Regions from separate parts of the Homo sapiens genome. Here regions 1 and 3 are each linked to region 2. Evidence: chromatin contacts called from ENCODE Hi-C or POLR2A ChIA-PET data. All regions are on one chromosome and are shown on one strand. The core of a region is the stretch at or near the end of the contact, and the rest is flanking DNA. Distances in the headings are between cores, read along the strand shown. Region 1 has its middle 79 kb from the start of GCNT3. Region 2 has its middle 25 kb from the start of GCNT3. Region 3 has its middle 58 kb from the start of GCNT3.

What was found. A loop is a pair of places that touch in the nucleus more often than their neighbours do. ChIA-PET counts read pairs that join two places held with the same protein, here RNA polymerase II (POLR2A). Pooled maps may share reads with other maps.
Region 1: a pooled map shows a loop between it and region 2 (2.3-fold over the local background). The contact joins two enhancer-like sites. A Hi-C loop is called at or near these places in 2 of 168 maps with a recorded cell type or tissue (PC-9 and breast epithelium), 2 of 37 single-sample maps with no recorded cell type and 3 of 50 pooled maps. POLR2A ChIA-PET finds 5 or more read pairs at or near these places in 7 of 52 experiments (A673, CD4-positive, alpha-beta T cell, GM12878 and 4 more).
Region 3: a pooled map shows a loop between it and region 2 (4-fold over the local background). The contact joins two enhancer-like sites. A Hi-C loop is called at or near these places in 5 of 168 maps with a recorded cell type or tissue (Calu3, HepG2, PC-3 and 2 more), 2 of 37 single-sample maps with no recorded cell type and 4 of 50 pooled maps. POLR2A ChIA-PET finds 5 or more read pairs at or near these places in 9 of 52 experiments (A549, A673, GM12878 and 6 more).

Annotation. Positions count from the first base shown.
Region 1 is chr15:59,531,145-59,534,935 of GRCh38, reverse strand. No RefSeq gene overlaps it. Among named protein-coding and RNA genes, the nearest start is that of GCNT3, 79 kb to the left of the region's middle. RefSeq lists an enhancer at 1-449. Within about 2 kb of position 2,020, at least 3 of the 41 ENCODE cell types and tissues checked have a DNase peak (open chromatin) inside an H3K27ac peak, as active enhancers do.
Region 2 is chr15:59,585,424-59,589,126 of GRCh38, reverse strand. No RefSeq gene overlaps it. Among named protein-coding and RNA genes, the nearest start is that of GCNT3, 25 kb to the left of the region's middle. Within about 2 kb of position 1,891, at least 3 of the 41 ENCODE cell types and tissues checked have a DNase peak (open chromatin) inside an H3K27ac peak, as active enhancers do; they include PC-9 and breast epithelium, where a contact is called at or near this core.
Region 3 is chr15:59,552,082-59,556,027 of GRCh38, reverse strand. It overlaps the pseudogene RPL21P117. Among named protein-coding and RNA genes, the nearest start is that of GCNT3, 58 kb to the left of the region's middle. Within about 2 kb of position 1,972, at least 6 of the 41 ENCODE cell types and tissues checked have a DNase peak (open chromatin) inside an H3K27ac peak, as active enhancers do; they include PC-9 and breast epithelium, where a contact is called at or near this core.

The DNA.
Region 1 (3,791 bases), core at 771-3,270, 54 kb after region 2:
AAGGTTCTTTGTAATTCTCCCCACCCTTGAGAATGTACTTTGTGAGATCCACCCCTGCCCGCCAGAGAACAACTCCCTTTGACTGTAATTTTCCATTACCTTCCCAAATCCTATAAAATGGCCCCACCCCTATCTCCCTTCGCTGACTCTCTTTTCGGACTCAGCCCGCCTGCACCCAGGTGAAATAAACAGCCATGTTGCTCACACAAAGCCTGTTTGGTGGTCTCTTCACATGGACGCGTATGAAAACTAGCATTCCATATAGTTTCATACCATTTGCGGATTCACTGATGTTTCAAGTAGAAACAACACCGTCAGCCAGTTGCTGTAGTTTATGCCTGTAATCCCAGCGTTTTGGGAAGCCAAGGCAGGCAGATCACCTGAGGTCAGGAGTTCGAGACCAGCCTGACCAACATGGTGAAACCCCCATCTCTACTAAAAATACAAAACTAGCCAGGCATGGTGGCGCATGCCTGTAATCCGAGCTACTAGGGAGGCTGAGGCAGGAGAATCGCTTGAATCCAGGAGGTAGAGGTTGCAGTGAACCAAGATCATGCCATTCACTTCAGCCTGGGCAACAAGAATGAAATTCTGTCTCAAAAAAAAAAGACAGAAAAGAAAGAAAGAAAGAGAGAACATCCTCAAATAGAAACAATACCACCTACCTCTATGTTTTAATACATTTTCAGTAATAATATTTATTCAACAATACATATTAATTTCCTATTAACTATTGGTTTCTTTCTAGATATTAGAATACAGTTTATATTCTGAGAGGGATTAAGGGCCCAGAGTCGGGGAACTCACATTGTAAAGAGGGAAACTGCTTACCACAACCAAGCATTTTCAATGAGGAAAATCTGAAAATAATGAGGAGGCTTGATCCAAAGGGCCAAGCTACCTAAAATTACAATGGGCAGTGGGGATCTACTAGAAAAAGGTGTCACAGAGACACCTTAGAAACATGGCAGGAGGGATGATGAAAGAGAGGAGGGATTTTCAGGTTGAAATGAAAGACTTTTTTTTGTTTGTTTTTTTGTTTTGAGACAGAGTCTTGCTCTGTCGCCCAGGCTGGAGTGCAGTGGCCCAATCTCAGCTCACTGCAACCTCTGCCTCCTGGATTCAAGTGATTCTTCTGCCTTAGCCTTCTGAGTAGCTGGGATTACAGGTGCACATCACCGTGTCCAGCTAATTTTTGTATTTTTAGTAGAGATGGGGCTTCACCATGTTGGCCAGGCCTATCTTGAATTCCTGACCTCAAGTGATCCGCCCGCATCTGCCTCCTAAAGTTCTGGGATTACAGATGTGAGCCATTGGGCCCGACCTGAAATGAATGACTTTACACACGAATGCAATAATGTTAACTCCCATTCCCTTCTTACTGTCTGTCTTTCTTCTTTGCAGCTCTAAAGGTCAATGAAATGCAGACCTAAGAGAGTATGCAAAGAAAGCAAAGGTTTGACACAGGACTTCCTTCCCAGAAATTTTAGGACTAGAGTAAGGCTGTGCTAGGAAACTCACCAGACCTGGAGCCAAAGGAGCTGGGTATTCAGCCTTGCTTCACTGGCTATGTGACCTTGACCAAACTTTCTTGATATTTCATTTTTCTATTTGTAAAATGGAAGCTGTAATTTCTCTTTTTTCTTTAATTTCTTTTTGTTTCCCTAAGGTCTAAGATGGCTGCTAAGAAATAGTAATTTCCTACCCAGTGGGTAGGAAAGTGTCTGACACATAAATATTAAGCAAAATATTTACGCTTATTCACATATTCAATTAAAATTCATAACTTCAGTTTCTTCATCGGAGGATGAGAATAGTAATGGTAACACAGGGTTATTATAAGGGAGGTAAAGTGGTTTATCAATTACAAAGTCCCGTACATGTATCAGGTCATCATTATTTAAGACATGGGAGGTTGGCAGGGGTCGGTGCGGGGCAGCAGGTTCTCAAAAATTTAGCTTAATGCGCCACCTAGGGATAGACTACAGTTCTGCATTAGTTTTAGAAAAAGCTGAAATGAGGTGAAACTGAAATGATTTCTGCTTCCTGAATTTTATGAAGTCAGGCATATCTAGACCCTCTAGCTTTCAAAACACCTGTTTAAAAGAGGTCTGTAACAAAATTTATCTTTCACGTTGCCCAGAAACGACATGTGGAAGAAAAAATGTGCATGAGAGCACTTTGCGTGGAGACATTCTCAATAAATGATTAATTCAGTGGTCCCCCATATTTTTACCTTTCTTTTGTTTCTTTTTCTTTCTCAGAGATTTTTTTCTTTCTTTCTTTTTTTAGAGACAGGGTCTCACTATGTTTCCCAGGCTGGTCTCCTCCCTCAAGCAATCCTCCTCCCACCTCACCCTCCCAAAGTGCTGGGATTACAGGCGTGAGCCACTACACCCTGTCCCCCTGCCTTTTTTTTAGTGTTTTACCCCCAAACATAGACGTTTTACAAAGATCAGTTAATAACAGCGCATTAATCGATTTATCAATTTATTCTATTTCTCCTTTTTTTTGAAATAGGGTCTCACTCTGTCACCCAGGCTGGAGTGCAGTGGCACGATCCTGGCTCACGGCAACCTCCACCTCCCAGGTTCAAACAATTTTCCTGCCTCAGCCTGCCAAGTAGCTGGGATTACCAGCGCCCTCTGCCACACCCAGCTAATTTTTGTATTTTTAGTAGAGACGGGGTTTCACCATGTTGGCCAGGGTGGTCGTGAACTCCTGAACTCAACTGATCTGCCCTTCCAAAGTGCTGGGATTACAGGCATAAGCCACCACACCCGGCCTCTATTTCTCATTAATCAGAGACTTTAACCCATCTGGAACTATCGTTAAGTGATCTAATGGGTGTGGGACGCACTATAAAGAGCTGTCATAATATGAGACAACATAAGGACACCTGAGACCTTAGTTAACCTGCAAGTGCTTTCACGATTAGCACCTGACTTCTCATAGATATTTTTTTAAATATTGGGGAAAATGTAATCCTGCCTTCAAGTAGATCACAGTTTAGGGAGAAGACACCCATGTGTAGTTAATGGAAACAATAGTTTTGAAATTTACTAATTTGCTGGTGTCCCTTGCATTTCCTTGTCCTCCCCCTGACTTGCCCCGTCTTCTGCAGAGGCATCCATTTGCCCAAGAGGGAACTAGGACTGTTACAACAGGAACTCAAAGAGGACGCAGTCCATATTCAGTTTTGAAATTCAGAATAGATACCTGGAAAGCACAGAAAGACGATAGTCTTAAAAGCCAGGCTTTGTCATGAAAGAATTTTCTAAGTTCCTTTGGCTCCTAGAACTGTGTCAGAGTCACTAACTCTAAGCCTAAGTCAGATGACAAACTCACTTCCATGATGCAGAAGGAATACTCCTGCTACCATTAAGGGACTTAAGGCTCCCTCATCCCCCTAGAAAGGAAGAAATGACAGCGAGAAGGCCACCCTAGAGAGGAAGCAGAAATAGAAAGCCGGTTCTCTTTTTCACACAAGTGGAGTGTGGGGAGGAGAAAGGAACGTTGACAAACGTGTTCTCCCTTTTCTTCCTCTTGAGGTGAAACTCTGCAGTGGACAAACTGGTAAAAATGCCCAGGTAGGCTGGAGGTAGCTGAGAACCTTGTAGGAGGAAGAGGGAAGGTGAAGACTTACTAAAGACACCCGGCATTTGGTCCCGCCCAACATGGTTTGGGCAGCAGCACAGCAGCTGCTAGACAGGTAAACTCTAGGCCAGAGGGTTCCTGGGTGAGGCCAGAGGAAGTGATGGACCAGCAGGTGCCTGTGGCAAGGACAAGGG
Region 2 (3,703 bases), core at 642-3,141:
GGTTCTCAACCAGGGGTGATTTCGCCTCCCTAGGGCACATTTGACATTGTCTGGAGACATTTTTGGTCACAGGAGGTGGTGTCTGCTGGCATCTTGTGCGTGGAGGCCATAGATGATGCTGCACATCCTACAATGAACAGGATAGCTCTTTACAACTAAGAATTATCCAGCTCAAAATGTCACTGGTGTGAAGACTGAGAAGCTTTGCCCTAGATAATTAAAACATCCTTAGGGCCGGGCACAGTGGCTCACGCCTGTAATCCCAATACTTTGGGAGGCCGAGGTGGGTGGATCACTTGAGGTCAGGAGTTCAAGACCAGCCTGCCAACATGGTGAAACCCCATCTCTAATAGAAATACAAAAATTAGCCTGATGTGGTGGCAGGTGCCTGTAATCTCAGCTACTCCGGAGGCTGAGGCAGGAGAATAGCTTGAACCTGGGAGGCAAATGTTGCAGTGAGCCGAGACTGTACCGCTGCACTCCAGCCTCGGTGACAGAGCAAGACACCACCTCAAAAAAAAAAAAAAAAAAAAAAAATGGCCAGGTGCCTGTAATCCCAGCACTTTGGGAGGCTGAGGTGGGTGGATCACGAGGTCAGGAGTTGGAGACCAGCCTGACCCACATGGTGAAACCCCATCTCTACCAAAAATAAGATTAGCCAGGTGTGGTGGTGCACGCCTGTAAACCCAGCCAACTTAGGAGGCTGAAGCAGGAAAATCACTTGAACCGGGTGGTGGAGCTTGCAGTGAGCTGAGATCACACCATTGCACTCCAGCCTGAGTGACATAGAGAGACTGTGTCTCAAAAAAATAAATAAATAAAAATCCTTGGATGCCCTTATCTGATACTGCAAGACTATGCTATGCTGCCCAACTTTCTCATTTCCAGCTTTTAAATAATTTTTCTTAATGGTAATGTTCAACCATCTATTTTCCAAGGAAAGTAAACTTCTCCCTTTCACAAATATTTCACTTGAGTTTTTATTTGTTTTTGTTTGTTTGAGGGTTTTTTGTTGGTTTGTTTTTTGAGACAGGATCTCACTCTGTTGCCCAGGCTGGATGGAGAGCAGTGGCGGGATCTCAGCTCACTGCAATCTCCACCTCCCAGGCTCAAGAGAGTCTCCCCAGAGCAAGACTCCGTCTCAAAAAAAAAAAAAAAAAAAAAAAAAAAACAGAGTCTCCCACCTTCCCACCTCAGCCTCCCGAGTAGCTGAGACTACAGGCATGTGCCACCATGCCCAGCTAATTTTTTTGCCTGGCTGTTTTTTGTATTTTTTGGTAGAGATGAGGTTTCACCATGTTCACCAGGCTGGTCTCAAATTCCTGACTTCAAGTGATCTGCCTGCTTTGGCCTCTCAAAGTGCCAAGATTACAGGCATGAGCCACCACCCCCTCAGCACTCACCTGAGTATTTTTTAAAAGGTTTTCTACCTAATCCGAAGGACATTAGAAAAAAATCAATTAAGCAAGACAACCACCCCCACTTCCTGGGAAATTTATCTTATTGCAATCTTACTGCAGTAGTCATTCAAAGGCTGCGATTTTTCCAGGAAGCATGATAGTGCCCACAGATTTCTTAAAAACAAGAATAGTCAAAGAAAACAAACAAAAATTTTAAAAGTAGTTCAGATATAATTGGGGAAAGCTGGCAGTAGGGGCAGAGGTACAGGTTACAGGGAGAACAGCAGGGAGAAGACAGGTGCCAATGACAGCCCTAGCTGATGCAATCTGAACCCATCATCTTCCCTCAAGTGCTGAGCATAAATCCCAGAAATGAACCAGGAAGCAATAAATATTTATTGCTATGAAATTAAAAGCTCTCTTGTGTAGTAGAAAGATACCAAGGGCTGGGTATTTAACCTTGTTAATCACATTTCAGAGGAAGTCATAAAAATGTTCCAAAGCGAGTTTGAATATTGACTTGTACCTGTGCAAAACAAACAAACAAGTCTCAACCACAAGTGTCCTGATCATTCTGGTGAGTCATCATTTTCCTCCTACCTATACCAGGCAGGATGATGACAAAGATTTGGAGATGGATGGTGGGAATGGTAACTGCTGGGGCACAGAAATTTGACATTTTGACACGTTGAACTAAAGAAGCAGCCTCAAGGTTTCTCTGAACCCATCTCTCAATCCTCTGTCTCTCCCAAAGTATGTGCACTCTCTCTCTATATATACATACATATATATACACACACATATATATACACACAGACGTATATATATACTATATATTATATAATTTAGTATATATACCATATATTTATATAATTTGTGTGTACACTAAATATATACTATATATAAATATACACTATATATTATATATATACTATATACTACATATATATAAAAAACCAATAAGCATATTTGATAGATAGATAGATAGATAGATAGCTTGAATACCCTGTGCTTTTTTTAAAAGGCCTCTGTATTTCTCTCTTGGATGTGCTTCTCCCACAGGGAACCTCCCAGTAGACTGAATCCCTTTTTCTTGAGCCCCTGCTAACTATATATTCTACTTCCCCTATCTACTATCTAAAAATAAAGTTTTAAAATAAAAAAAGATGTTTGTGCAGTATGGATAAGTAAAAGAATTTTGTTCACCTTCTCAGTACACAGAGAAAGAGTAAATTTATCAAGATTGCTTCCTGTGCTTCATATTTTTTTTCTTTCTTTCTGAGATGGGGTCTTCCTCTGTCTCCCGAGCTGGAGTGCAGTGGCGGGATCACAGCTTACTGCAGCCTTCAACTCCTGGGTTCAAGCAGTCCTCCCACCTTGGCCTCCCAAGTATCTAGAACTAAGGTTGTGTACCACCACACCTGGCTTTTTTTTTCTTATTTTTTTTGTAGAGACAGAGTCTTGCTATGTTGTCCAGTCTGGTCTGAAACTCCTGGGCTCAAATGATGCCCCTGGCTCGGCCTCCCAAAGTGCTGCGGTTACAGGCATGAGTTACTGCACCCGGCCTGTTTTCTTTATTGGGTCTTTGATTACTTAGGGCAGCTAAATATTAGAAGAGTTAAGGTTTTTCTACAACTGCCTAGCTTCCTATATTTGCTATTAAATTCTTTTAATCACTGTAGTTAAATGAATATTATTTCATAATGATCTGTGATCCTATTTTTGATCCAGTGTTTTAAACCTTTATTTCTGACAAACTTCCCAGAATCGAAATTGTCTTGACTTCAAGCTAACTTTTTAAACATTCCAGAAGAACCCCTAAAAGCACAAAAGGACATTAAACCAATAGGCATATTTGATATGTTAAAATTATATAGGAAACACTGTCAAATAAAAGACGGTGTTTAACTTTTTTTGAGTTATATTTGTATGGAAATGTTATTAACATATGTCTTCTAAAACTGAGATGCCTAGAAATCTTTTATTTCTTGGTATATGTTATAGGTCATACTTCTGATTATGTTAAATTGTTATAGGCCACAAAAATAACCAAATATCCTTGTCAATTATGTTATAACGAGCTCTCATCAGATCTTTAAACATGGTCATTTTAAATCGGCATGTCCACAATTACTTTATTCTGATGCTTTTATTCCTGAAAGCCCTTTACAAATCCTAAAGTGTTATGTCTTCAGAAGATATGTAAAAAGAACAAAAAGAACTCTGACAAATAACAGCTTTCTAGTAATTTTGAGTTCATACCATTGGCCTGAACTTCCAGAACTCTAGTAAAATCTGGACTC
Region 3 (3,946 bases), core at 723-3,222, 33 kb after region 2:
AAACTCTTGGGTTCAAGTAATCCTCCCACCTCAGCCTTCAGAGCAGCTGGGAACACTGGTGCATCATACCACCACACCCAGCTCTGATTACTCACTGCAATTTTATTTATTTATAAGACAGTCTTGCCCTGTCAGCCAGGAGTGCAGTGGCACAATCTTGGCTCACTGTGACCTCTGCCTCCTGACTTCAAGTTATTCTTGTGCCTCAGCCACCGAATAGCTGGGATTGCAGGCATGCACCACCACACCCAGGTAATTTTTTTGTATTTTTAGTAAAGACGGGGTTTAGCTCTATTGCCCAGGCTGGTCTTGAACTCTTGAGCTCAGAGTCATCAACTCACCTTGGCCTCCCAAAGTGCTGGGATTACAAGCGTGAACGACCGTGCCCGGCCTGATTACTCAATTCAAAATTACATCCCTACACACAACACACAGACCCCTTATCCCTTTTACTAGTTTATCATTTACCTCCGCAACACTTATATTTTCCTTGTTTATTGCCTGTCTCGCTTCACTGCAAAATTTGCTCCATGAGGGCAGGGATGGTCGGTTTTGTTTGCTGCTGTATCCCCAGTGCCTAGAACAGTATGTAGCATATAGTAGGTACTTGACAATTATTTGTTACTGGGCTGGGTGCAGATTACTCTCCTGTAATCCTAGCACTTTGGGAGATGGAAGCAGGAGGATCACTTGAGGTCAGAAGTTCAAGACGACCCTGGGCAACATGGTGAGACCCCCATCTCTACGAAAAAAATGTTTAAAAATAGCCAGACATGGGGTCCCACACCTGTAGTCCCAGATATTTGGGAAGCTGAGGTGGGATAATCACTTGAACCTGGAAGACTGAGGCTGCAGTGAGCCGTCATCATGCCACTGCACTCTAGCCTGGGTGACAGTATGAGACTCTATCTCAAAAAAATTATTTTTTTGACTAAATTCTGGTCACAAGGAAGTTGAATAACACAACTGAACTAGTTTACTTAGCTACCTGCCCAAAGGAAAGACAGTAAGAACTTGAGTAGGTTGGTGTGACACCACACTCTGGGGGCTGCTATGTGAAATCAGAGAGGGGTGTGTGCACGCACACACATGTTTAATGAAAGCAGGAAGAGAACCCAGACAGAAAAGGAAATATAATCATTCACCTAAGCTGAGAAGAGTTTATGGGCATCTATGAGCCATACAATTGCCATTAAGTGTGATAAAGGGCTTCCAGACCTGGCGTGGTGGCTCACACCTGTAATCCCAGCACTTTGGGAGGCCAAGGCAGGTGGATTACTTGAGGTCAGCAGTTTGTGACCAGCCTGGCCAACATGGTGAAACACTGTTTCTACTAAAACTACAAAAATTAGTCAGGCTTGGTGGCACCAGCTACTCGGGAGGCTGAGGCAAGAGAATTGCTTGAACCCGGGAGGCAGAGGATGCAGTGAGCCGAGATCGCGTCATTGCACTCCAGCCTGGGTGACAAAGCGAGACTCTACCTCAAAAAAAAAAAAAAAAAAAAAAAGCGGGGGGGAGCTTCCAGCTGTCAGGAAAGTTCAGGGCTATATCCCCGAATGGAGGAACACTTGTTGATTTCAGTGAACCTGGAATCAATATAAGAATTAGAATAAACACAGATATTGAGGAAGATAAAGTAGGCAAGATTAAATATTTACCTTGTGCTCACAATAAATGCATTAGTAGAGCACAGAAGTTGGGGAGACACTAGGTATTTTGCTGTGTACACATGGATTACAGACTGCAAGCAATTATTGTCTCTCTTCTGTTAACTCCACTGGACTCTTTATCCCTGGTGTCAGGGTTGCTATCAGTTTCACAACTGTGTTTGCCTAGCTCATGGCAGGACATGCAGTTGAATTTGCTCTGACCACAAATATGAAGTTCCTGAGAAAGGAACAATGGGAGTCCAGTGAACTCACATTGAAGTTCCTGAGAAATGAACAATGGGAGGGCATATGGGAGTCTTTAATGAGTAGGTGTCTTCCTGGGATGGTGTAATTGGTCACTGCTGCACAGGCCCCGCACCCATGTGCATCATGAGGAAAAGCATATCAAACACTCCTAAACAACCCAATAGGAAGCTACCCTTCCTTCAACACACGCGCACACGGCACCTATGGTCACAGCCAGGTCACTGTGGGAATAGTTTTTGTATTGCTCGGGGTCTGCTTTGGAAAAAGCTATGTCTGGCCAGGTGTGGTGGCTCATGCCTTTAACCCCAGCACTTTGGGAGGCCGAGGAGGGTGGATCACTTGAGGTCAGGAGTTCAAGACCAGCCTGGCTAACATGGTGAAACCCCGCCTCCACTAAAAATACAAAAATTAGCCGGGCTTGGTGGCGGGTGCCTGTAATCCCAGCTACTTGGGAGGCTGGGGCAGAAGAATCACTTGAACCTGGGAGGTGGAGGTTGCAGTGAGCTGAGATCATGCCATTGCACTCTGCACTCCAGCCTGGGCGACAGAGTGAGACTCCGTCTCAGAAAAAAAGAAAAAAGAAAAAACTGTCATGCACACCCCCTTTCTCACCATTAGGCCCACCTTCCTCTTTGGCCTCTTCCATCTCCTCTCCTCCCTCTCAGACCCCCGTCATATTCCTCTCTCACTTCTAATTCTCTCTCAATTTCCAGTAATGATCAAAGCATGTGACACCTTTGAGTTGGAAAACATTAATTAAAAGAGAGACAAGAGAGAGAGAGACGAGAGGGAGGGGGGATGGGACAGAGGGAGGGCAAGAGAGGGAACGGGGAAGAAGAAAGGAAACTATTTCCTCTGGGTGTCTTCCATTTCTGGAGTCTGAGCAAGTTAGTATTCATTCAGTTAATTAATTTACTTGAATCCAAGCTTATCTAAAAAGAAGATTTAACTAAAATATACATAAAATATACTAAGGCGCCTTTCGGCGGGAACCGCCATCTTCCAGTAATTCGCCAAAATGACCAACACAAAGGGAAAGAGGAGAGGCATCCGATATATGTTCTCTAGTCCTTTTAGAAAACATGGAGTCGTTCCTTTGGCCACATATATGTGAATCTATAAGAAAGGTGATATTGTAGACATCAAGGGAATGGGTACTGTTCAAAAAGGAACGCCCCACAAGTGTTACCACGGCTAAACTGGAAGAGTCTGCCGTGTCCCCCAGCATGCTGTTGGCATTGTTGTAAACAAACAGTTAAGGGCAAGATTCTTGCCAAGAGAATTAATGTGTGTATTGAGCACATTGAGCACTCTAAGAGCCAAGATAGCTTCCTGAAACATGTGAAGAAAAATGATCAGAAAAACAAAGAAGCCAAAGAGAAAGCTACCTGGGTTCAACTGAAGCACCAGCCTGCTCCACCCAGAGAAGCACACTTTGTGAGAACCAATGGGAAGGAGCCTGAGCTGCTGGAACCTCTTCCCTATGAATTCATGGCATAAGAGGTGTTAAAAATAATAATAAATAAAGGACCTCTGGGCTGTAAAAAATAAATAAACAAATAAATAATAAAATAAAACATACTAAGGCAACAAAAGCCAGAGGAAAGATGAAACAAAGGAACAAAAGTGTTAAAGCAAACTAAATATGGCCCAAGGACACCGTACTTCTGTATTTGAGTCCTTGTGAATGAACTGTAACCTAGCTTAACAGACAAAATTGAAAACCTAACTTAGGAGTCTGAGCCTGTAACAATAGCTATGTCTTGGCCAATCCAAGTATGACAAGAAGTGGCCATACTTCAACCATTCATACACTGCTGAGGGTTCAAACTGTGTTCGAATAAAGCATACGCCGAACTGTAATCAATCCAGCCATTCTGTACCTCACTTCCAATTTCTGTATGCCATTTCTCTTTGTCAATAAATCTTCCACCACGTGGAAGCCCTGGGGTCTCTGTGAATCTCCTGTGATTCTGGGGGCTGCTCGATTCGCACATTTTTCATTGATCAATTCAACTCCTTTAAATTTA